Regions from separate parts of the Homo sapiens genome. Here region 1 is linked to region 2. A link is a contact called in ENCODE Hi-C or POLR2A ChIA-PET data. All regions are on one chromosome and are shown on one strand. Each heading gives the region's core, a stretch centred on a gene start or an enhancer-like site at or near the end of the contact. The rest is flanking DNA. Distances are from core to core; before and after follow the strand shown.

Region 1 (4,899 bases), core at 2,076-4,575, 400 kb after region 2:
TCATTCAACAAATATGTACTAAATCCTTTTGTGTGCTAAGTACCATTCTAGGTGCCGGGGCATTTAGTGAACAAGAGATCTTTCTGCCCTTATAGAGCTCACATTTATATAAAAATGAAGCCTGGAAAGCAACTTTTTAGGACATCTCTCTAAGCATCCATCCATCCACAGACTCAAAGATATTTATTAGGTAACTACATCATGCCAGGCTTTAGGTTAAGCTGGGAGAAAATCAAGAACCTAAGATGCAAGCACTTGTAGATAAATAAGCAACTCCCTACAGAATAATGCAGGTCTGGACAAAGCACTGTGGACAGGCTGCTACTCCTTTAAATGTAGCTCACTGAAGAGCTACTTTCATGGAGGTACGGACAAAGCATTGTGGACAGAGGGGTGATCAATGTTCTTCACATTTTAGAGGAAGACAAGTCACAATTGAACTGGCCTTTGAAGGGTGGGTAGGTGTGTACCAGGTCAACTAAGGGGGAAAAGGTGTCCTGATTGATAATCCTATCAGAAAAAAAGTCACGAGAGTACACAGAGGGTTGGACATCCACAAGAAGCCCTGGAGCCTGCAGCACTAGGTAGGGATTGGAAGGAGAGGATTCCGGAAAGGCAGGTTGGAGCCCCAAGGAGCTGGTCTCAATGTCATGTCCAGGAGTTCGCCCTTAACCTGCAGGAATGGCAAGATGAACCCATTTTTAGTAAATATCTGGTTCAATTAAGGCTACACCATGTATACCTAAGTGGGGTGGGATGGTTTATCCCTCAATGTTTTGATTCTCCTCCAACTCCAAAACCAGTGAGGGAAATTTTACTAATTATTACTAAGAAAGGACATGGGAGTGTGAATGGCACAGGCTGGACAGAGCCCAACACATTCAGAGAGAGAGAATTTTCTTCCTTTCAACAGCTGCATCCAGTGAGCAGCTGCTAACCCACTCATAGTGCCAGAGAGACTCAGTGGGTCTGATGGCTGTTAACGGGCTTTATTACCTTGTTGAGTACCTCAAACTCCAGTTACTAATTACAGGGCATCGACTTGAATGTTTGGCTATATAATTTTTGTTAATTGATTTGCATGAGGGGATTTGGGCATGATCAGCTGTAAATGTTCTTCCGGCTCTAAAACTCCATGACTCTTCTCTATTGCTACATGCATCAATAATGACCTTGTGTATTTTGGATTGTGGGTTTCATGCACAATTGCTAAGAACCCTTCAATTGCTAAGAACCCTCAGGAGCAAAGTTGTTATGCAAGGGCACACAATGACATGGAGGCCCAGGCCGGAACAGGACGCAGCCATTATCATTCATGCTAGCTAGCATTTATTGATCTCCTATCAAGAAACAGATTTGGTAAGGCCAAGCCACTTCTAGCCATTTAGACACCTTGCCTGCAGTGGGCTCACACAGCTTATAGACACGAAGCAGGTGGTTCTGCTTGATTAGTGAATCTCAAACCCTTATATCCTGCACTTCCTAGCCAAATCCTTTCTATATTTCTCCTTCACTTTCCAATACCAGGTCTTTAACTCACCCCTTTTCTCATGCCCAGTTCACCCTTTAACCTCCCCAAATCCACATCTCATTTTGAAGGCATTCCTCCCCACCAACAACATTACTCTTTGGGGTCTTTGACTGACATTCTTTTTCTTGGCATTTCCTATTTGTGGGATGAAAAGGGGTACAAAAGTAAAGGCCAAGATAGGAAGGACCCACAGGTAGGCTGATTCAATATTTACATACCAGACTTCCCTGAGACCATCAGCGAACTGCTGGTAGACCAAGCAGTTCACACTAACTCTCAGAGCCATAAGCCTTTCTAATGCCCTGGCTTTCAAGGTGAAAAATACAATTACTAAGAACTGTGAGCCACAGCACTCCATTACCAACTGAGCTTCCGGGCAAGAGATCCTTGGAAAAATCTCTGTAGTGGAAACAAGTGATTCTCAGTCACAGACAGGTCACAGATCTACGTGACCTGTCATCCAGATGGGTCATGAGCCATTTGTTGCTAAGAGTAGTACAAATTTTAAAGTTTCAAAATAATTAAACTTTACTTCGTAAATTACAGGAGATTCAAGGTTATCATACAGTCAAGTCCCTCTCCCAGCCCTGCATTCTGGTATGTTTCATCAAGTGGGAAGGAAAATGGTGGTCTTAGAGCTAGGGTACCCATTGTGTCTTTGCCTCAGTGTGAGTGTGTGTTCCACATGGAAATGTTATTAGGGCAGTTGTGGCAAAAAATACACACTGACACCGTCGGCTGGCTCAAGAATAGAGAGTGGGCTGAGAAATGGGAAAAACAATGGTTCTGCCTCTCGCATTGTGAAAGGGAGGTCACCCGGGCAAGGAGTATTTCTTTGGGCACAGATGCAGAGATTATCACGTTCCCGGATCCAGATGTTCGAAGAAAGTTACAGTTAGACAGGACAAATACATTGTGGAGTTCTAATATACAGTATGGTGACTGTAGTGAATAACAATGTGACTGGCACTTGGTATATTTCAAGACAGCAAGAAGATTTTAAATGTTGTCACCACAAAGAAATGACAAATGTTTAAGGTGATGGACATGGTAATTATCCCAGCTTGATCATTATACAATGTATACATGCATTAAAACATCACACTGTGTCCCGTAAATATGTACATTATGTGTCACCTATTAAAAATTAATTTAAAAAGATGAATATCAGCATGTTACTTCAAAAATAATTAAAAATAAAATTCCATTAACCTTCAAATAAATACTAAATAAATAAATTTAAGGTGATTTTCTATAGCTAAAGAAAAGATAGAAGAAATACATCTTCAGGCATATAAATCTTAAATCTTGAAACTAGCCAAATCCAACTCAAGAGAAAGCACCAAAGGGGTTTATATTTTGAGAAGGAAAAAACAGTGTGAGGAAAACAGAAGGTTAATGAACAAAGCTAGAAGAGTTGCCCGGTTTTCCCTTTTTAAATACGCCCTAGCTGTTTGGGGAGTTGTGGCCGCAGCCATGGGAAGATCTTTGGAAGATTCCTTGGGCTATCAGGCAACAGAGACCGATCAATGGGAAAGATTAAGCAAAATAATACACTTGTCTATGATGCCTGACAAATTCTGTCTCATCTTCAGCTGTGAGGGGAAAAAAAATAATAGTTTCCTCCAATAACATTAATTACCCAACCACAGAAGAAACTTGACAAAGGCTGATGATGTGTTTACAAACAGCAAAGCTGGTGAATCACCAGGCCCAGATCCAAGGATTCAGATACCTCAGAACCACAGCTTTCTCCTTGCCACACTCCAGGTGGAAGGAGACCCCGCGTTTCAACCCAGCCAAGGCAGGAATGCACACACGGGCACTCTGGACTTTGTGTTCTGGAAAACGGGATTATACAGAGAAGACACCGTTGACGTCTCAGAACCCAACAGGCTGGGTGTTAATCCAGCTGTAACCATTCACTCTCCTTGCACATGACTTTTCTGGAAGATAGTCCCTGAAATTTTGCAGAAGAAAAAAAAAATCTCATGATCTGCTCAAAAGCCAAAGGACTGTTCCTACTCTTTACTGGGTGAGAAGCCAGTTCCTTGTCACTTCTCTTTCTTTTTTTTAAGAGCATAAAGCAGAGGAAAAGAGAGGAAAACAAGGGGGGAAAAGTTTGAAGATATGTATTAAGATATGTTAAAATCTGTTCCTGTTGCCATTTTAGTATGATTCTAGATTTTTTGTTTGTGTTATAATTTTTGCAAATGGTCCAATAGTGTGGAAAAGGAGGCTGCCTGAGATAGTCGGTTCCTTGAGTTGTTTCTTTTAATCAGAAAAGAAGAAACAAGCAGTTTCCTTTCTGCCCCCACAGGCCGGCACCCCTACAGTACATGAGTCATAAAATAGCTCCTGGAAGAGCCAGTTCCATCAAGTCTTCTCAGCAACTCTCCATTACCTTCCCCAGAGACCTGGAGAGATGGCGCCAGAGAACAGCCCAGCAGGAATCTGTGGGAGTGAAAAGCAAACAGGAAGCCTGAGACCCTAGGAGGTAGAAGCACTCTGAGAAGGAGGAAAGTTCTGGAAGCTACAGCATTATAAGAGCCATCCTTTAGGGTATAAAGATGAAATACAGCAAAGGCTTGGAAACAGAAAGACCCTTAAAACTTGACGTCTTCTCCAGACTCCCCCATGTTATAAGAGATGTTAAATCTGAGGTGAAAAGAGGTTAATAAATTTGTCAAAGTCACACTTTTATAACTTAGTACTGGCCCATATCAAGGATTTGCTTTTTCAAAGGATTTTCCAGGTTGCAAAATATGGCCAGTGCAGATTCAGCCCAATACCATCTATCTTTTGTAATGAATGGTGAGAAGGATGTTCATCTTGAAGAACCTGGGTACTGCCAGAGCCTCCAGTTCCTTCTAAATCAGCCAAACAATAGTTTGATCAACATATTTTCAAGGTAGAGTATAATTTATCCTTTTCCAAGCTTCAGAAAACCAAACAACCCTGCATGGTACATGTAGTAAATCTGAAACAGAATATTTAATTAAGGTAGCACACGGCACATGGTAGGTACTTAGTAAATGTTCGCAGGATGAAAAAAGAATGACCAAAACCAAGTATTTTGACCAAGTGAGAATAGATTATATCCTCTGAACCATTAAGTTTTGACACCTCTTAGGGAAATAAAAATAGCCCTTTTGGCATAAATGTAGGCAACATCATGAATATTGAAAGGAACTTTCAATCCAGAGACCTCTGTGTTGGGCATGACACCCAACTAGCTGTGTGATGGTAGGGAGGTAGGTTAACTCTTCTGAGTTTCAGCTAAACATAAAATGTTAAAAAATACCTTTTAAAGTTAATGGGTTATTTGTGTAAACTAAGTGATATAGTGAATATGAAACTACATTTAT
Region 2 (5,274 bases), core at 2,146-4,645:
ACGTAGCCTGATCCAGATTGAATTACTGCAAATTGCTCTAAGCAGGGATGAAATGTAAATTAATGGGATTTCTGTAAATGCTTATTTTTTTCTAACTAATATTCTATGGTGGTGAGTTATGATATGTAGTCAAATATTGAACTGTTTTAGCTATTTTAGGAGATTAATTTACACTAGCTAAGAGAGGGAGAATAAGTTGATGATCAATTTAAGTAACCCTTACATTAATGGACTAAACTTTGTGGGAAAAAGTAAATGCAAACCAGAATTGCCCAGGTAAATGTTGCAGGCTGTCTGTTAGCACACTTAGACACTGTCTCCTTTTACCAGGGGATATGATGGAGAGAAACTCTGTTCCCTGATTTTAGGCACCTAAAGATCTAAATCTAAATAACAAAAACAATAACGATAATAGCTAATATTAGGGCTGGGTGCGGTGGCTCATACCTGTAATCCCAACATTTTGGAAGGCCGAGGCAGGAGGATTGCTTGAGCCCAGGAGTTCAAGATCAGCCTGGACAACATAGTGAGACCCCGTCTCTACTACAAATTACAAAAAATTAGTCTGACGTGGTAGTGTGCGCCTGTAGTCCCAGCTACTCAGGAGGCTGAGGTGGAAGAATTGCTTGAGTCTGGAATGTCGAGGCTGCGGTGAGCCATGAGTACACCAGTGCACGCCAGCCTGGCAAACAGAGCAAGACTCTGTCTTAAAAACAATATAGCTAATATTAATCAAAACCTTTCTATGTGCCAAGTATTTTTCATTTATTATTTCATATTATCTTCACTACATCCCTACAGATGGATACTATTATCAGCTCCAATTTACAGTTGAGGAAATGGAGGTTCAAAAAGGTTAAGTAATTTGCCCAAAGCCATACAGCCAGAAAGTGGCATAGCCAAAGTCTGACTCCAAAGCCTAGGAGACCCAGGTCATATCTACAGCTGAGAAAGGACTCACTCTCCACCATGCCACTGGTCTCCTCAATCAGTATTTCCTTTGTTTTAGGCATAAACTAGCTAGCTAAAACCTGCAGTTTGAAAAGTTCATGTCAAATGAAGTGACATACAGAGAACAATTGTGCAGATAATTTTCTTTAGAAAACAGAAGCAGAGAAAGAATCCCTTTTAAAATTTCAGTTTCAATATATTTTTGCAAGCATATTTTTGTCCCAGATGCTACCGTGTTCAACCTTGTCTGAGTCTGGTGACCAAACCTCAGTGAGCGTTCTGTCCAGGTATAGCAGCTGTTTTGGGCAGCCTAATAATTAGGCTCTCTATGTATATAATCTTTCAAGGAGAGAGGACATCAAACTGAGATTAGATTAGAGGAAAAAGAGCAAAAGAGGACCATGGATAGTAATCTATTCCCTTTTGTGATCAGCATGTAGAAAACAGTTTCAGAAATGTATTTTCATTTTTCACTTAAAAAATATTTGTATTTTACCTTCAGGGAAGGTATTCAGTATTCTAGCAGTTGCTTCAGAAAGAGGGAATTGGCTGGCACTGTGCCATGCATGCTTCATAGACAAAGCCACCTAGGTCCATAAACACAGTCATCTGAGGGGCGAAGGGCAGGGAAGGATTCAAGCACCTTAGTTCCAACTCCAGGTTGGATGTCCCTCTCGTTACCCCACGGTAAAAGGATTATTTCACTCCACTGTGAGGACTTGGCTGGCAGAAGGCATTTTCAGGCAGGCAGTGAGGAGAGCAGGGAAGAAAGGCAGGTGGGGAGCAGAATCCAAGACAGTGCAGAGGGCCTGGGAGACCAGGAGAACAGGGACAGCCCACAGTCAGAGGCCCTAAGGAGTATGTCTCCTAAGAGCCTTCAGCTGAATGTCCTTTCCCTCCCCATGGCGGGGCATCTCTCTCTACAACCTGTCCATGGTTCACTTTGTTCTGCCTCCTTCAACAGTGATTCTAACCCTGTTGTCATGTATTGATTACTTATGGCAAATAACATCAGGAGGAATTGGCAGTTGCGTGAAGATCAGTGGTGGGAATAAGAAGTGGGACTAGCAGGAAACGGATCACCATCATTAGTATCATTATTATTTAATTAAGCTTTGCTATTACAACAATAAATAATAACAATGAGAATAATAATAATGACGATAAGCTAGCATTTAGTAGACCAGGCGCTATGCCAATCATTGAAAATATGCATGTTTATTTAACCCTCAGGCTATTTTGATCAGTATTTTCTTTATCCCACTTTACAAATGATGTTGAGGTGTAAAGAGATAAGTACCTTGACCAAGGTCCTGGGCAGCTGAGTGGTAGTGCTGGGGCCCAGATCCCAAATTCTGACTGCAGACTCTGACTCCAGCACCTGCTTTCTTGACCACTGCGGGCCTGGCTTTCACAGGTGTTACCTTCCTGCATCCTCTCGGCACCAGGTTGAGCTTGGTGTCGCTATCCCTTCTTATAGATGAAGAAACTGAGGCTCAGAAACAGTAAACAATCTGCCCAGGGAGGAGGAACAGAGCTGAGGAACAAAAACAGGCCTCTAAGCTCCTCTACCAAAACTGCATAGACCACTCTGTAAAACACTCCAAGTAAGGATGGGACTTTATTTCTCACCCCTATGACTCCATGTCTAGGTAGAAGCAGAAGAGTTTGGGAAGAGATCCGACAACATGTGTGAGGAGATAGGGAAGCTGTATGCATTTAACCTATCTCCAGGGTCCCCATCACTTGAGAGAAGGGCCATCAATAAGGAGGTGGAGAAGGATCATCCGAGCTAGGCTGAGTCTTCTTTGACTTGCTAAAAAAAAAATGGGGAGGGAGAAGGCAATGGGCTAGTATGGGAAAGAATAAAGAAGAGAGAGGGCAGACATCAGGAAAGAACATCAGGCAGAGAGAAGCGTCTTAGAGCAGTAATCACAACCAAAATTTTGCGCACCAACAAAAGCCCATTGACGCTCAGACACCTCTGACTTTCCCCATTTCCTTCCCGATGGCACAAATGGAAGCTCTGATTTCCTCTTTCCTTTTCCTTCTGGCTGATGCATCCTGACAAATACAGTATGTAAAGCGCAGGGACGTGTGAAAGGAAAGTGTGGCGACGGTTGTTTTCCATCTCCCAATAATAGCGTTTCAATTTGGTACCTAAATAAACAATCTATTTTAGTGGCTCCCCTTTGATATCTCCAATGTTCCCTTCTGTTATTTCTGGCAGTTCCCAATCCTGTGATGTGATTAGAGAGGATGATTACACTTACATAACAGCATCAAATTAATTTGCCGCCGAGAACAACAGCGGTAGGAAATCATTGGAGTTCTCAAATTGCTCCCCCCACCCCCACCCGCCTCGAGTTTATTTAAGTGACATCAAGGGATTAGAGCGAAGTCGGTCAGTAGAGCACTGCTGGGAAAACAACCAAAACATCGACTCTGACCTTGTAAACGAAAGAGGAACAGAGCAAATAATGAATAGCGCTGGTCCCAGGCCTGGTGCAGGGGCCATTGGATGAATCAGCCTCCCAAACACACATTTCCGTCTGTCTGTGGGAGAAAGAAACAAACTGTACCTTTCAGTGCAGATTAGATTCATTTTCCTGGGGCTATGTCCAGCCATCCAGGGACTGTCAAAACCAAAGATATTTGAGATTTTGCTTATGTTTCTTTGCTTTGCTTTTTGGCCCCTTTTCAAAACAACAAGAAGAATGTAAAAGTTGACTTGAATTTTTTTACTCTGTGAGCCCTGAACAAAAGTCCAGAAAAATAAAGCAGAGGCAAATATTATTGCTTCTGGTTTTCTAAAAGATATGACAATAACAGCTCAGAAAACTGTAGCCCATGATTCCACCAAAGGTTAGAGGTTCAGAACAGGGAGCAGCACGTGGATGGCGTAGAAAAGGGACCCCTTTAAGTCCTACTCGCAGTTTAGTTCTGACACGAACCTTCAACAGTTACTTCAACTCTCTGAGCCTTGGTTTTCTTACCCAAGATAGCAGATATTACCGTCTTTCATCTCTGTTACAGGGTGGGTGTTCACCCATCCGTTCATTCTGTTAATCCATCCATTCAACAAGTATTTATCGAACACCAATTCTGTCTCAGGAACTCTGCTGGTAACTGGGAATACCAATGGACGTGGTCAGCCCTAGGAGCTTATGTCCTAGCGGAACAGGGAAATAAAAACAGCCAGTGTGCTCTGAGGGCCTGCATGGGCAGGCACTGACCTCTCCACCCTTCATCCCTTATCACATGTGAATTTCACAACCACCATGCATGCGTAGGTATCTCTGTCTATTTTACAGATGAGGAAATTGAGCCCAGATGTGTTAAATAACACTACGCCAAATCACACTAGGAAGCAATGAGATTGAAATCCAAACCTAGGTTTTCAGAATATAAAGCCATGCTATATCCCTTTATATTTTTTGGAACCTGACAAGCTCTGAAGCACTCTGCAAATACAAGGAACTACTTTAAGTGTGTTTGCACAAGCTGTTCATATACTAGACAGACATCACAAATGCATGAATTTCTATTGCTTTAGTCCAGTGATTACAGCACTTGATTCTTTTTAAAGCAAATCCACTTCTATTATCCCGTTTGATCCTTGTAACAGCATCACGATACATGTGGAGCAAGTATTATTACTCCCACTGGACAGATGAAGAGACCAACATTAAGCAACTGGCCAAGGCCCTTGACCCAGACCCGGAACACTGGTCCGTGGCTACTCACTTGCTCTTCTTCCTCAACCTCCTCTCAATGAGTCTGAATAAGGATGATGTTTTCAATTTTGGCCTCAATAGAATTATGGTTACTTCCTATATTGTGTTAGTCTTTTGAGTCCTAATGGCATCCCTTTTTGGGTAGAAATCCATATTCACAATATAGCATGAGGTATTTTTATTTGTCTGCTTTGAAAATCATCGGCTGCTTTTCCACCTTGTGAGAACGTGTCACATTTTCCCATCATCTTTTGTTTACATCATTGTTTCACTACCATGGAGGTTTCGTTGTGCATTCTTCTCACTTAGCTCTTTTAGAAGACTGCTCTTAACACCAACATATGGGGTTTCCAAAGTTGGGATTACTCCAGTTAGATGAATTTGACCCTTTGTTCCAAACAAACTCTTGCTAATTCCAGCTGTACTGTAGCATCCATATCATCTGAGTCTGCTTGTTCATACTTCTCTTACTTCATAAAATGGACATCAAAAAATTATTAGGGCTGTTTTAGTCTCATGGCTTAATTCCTTCCTAGTTCTTCTACCTGAAATGCTTGACCCCCAACTTTGACGCCCTTCCCTCATT

Evidence for each region. A loop is a pair of places that touch in the nucleus more often than their neighbours do. ChIA-PET counts read pairs that join two places held with the same protein, here RNA polymerase II (POLR2A).
Region 1: a map of heart right ventricle shows a loop between it and region 2 (2.6-fold over the local background). The contact joins two enhancer-like sites. A Hi-C loop is called at or near these places in 1 of 168 maps with a recorded cell type or tissue (heart right ventricle). POLR2A ChIA-PET finds 5 or more read pairs at or near these places in 1 of 52 experiments (H1).

What each region holds. Positions count from the first base shown.
Region 1 is chr15:61,152,568-61,157,466 of GRCh38, forward strand. All of the region lies in intron 1 of RORA (RAR related orphan receptor A), which reads right to left. Among named protein-coding and RNA genes, the nearest start is that of RORA, 74 kb to the right of the region's middle. Within about 2 kb of position 3,326, at least 10 of the 41 ENCODE cell types and tissues checked have a DNase peak (open chromatin) inside an H3K27ac peak, as active enhancers do; they include heart right ventricle, where a contact is called at or near this core.
Region 2 is chr15:60,749,321-60,754,594 of GRCh38, forward strand. All of the region lies in intron 1 of RORA (RAR related orphan receptor A), which reads right to left. Among named protein-coding and RNA genes, the nearest start is that of RORA-AS4, 12 kb to the right of the region's middle. RefSeq lists a silencer at 2,212-2,406. Within about 2 kb of position 3,396, at least 18 of the 41 ENCODE cell types and tissues checked have a DNase peak (open chromatin) inside an H3K27ac peak, as active enhancers do; they include heart right ventricle, where a contact is called at or near this core.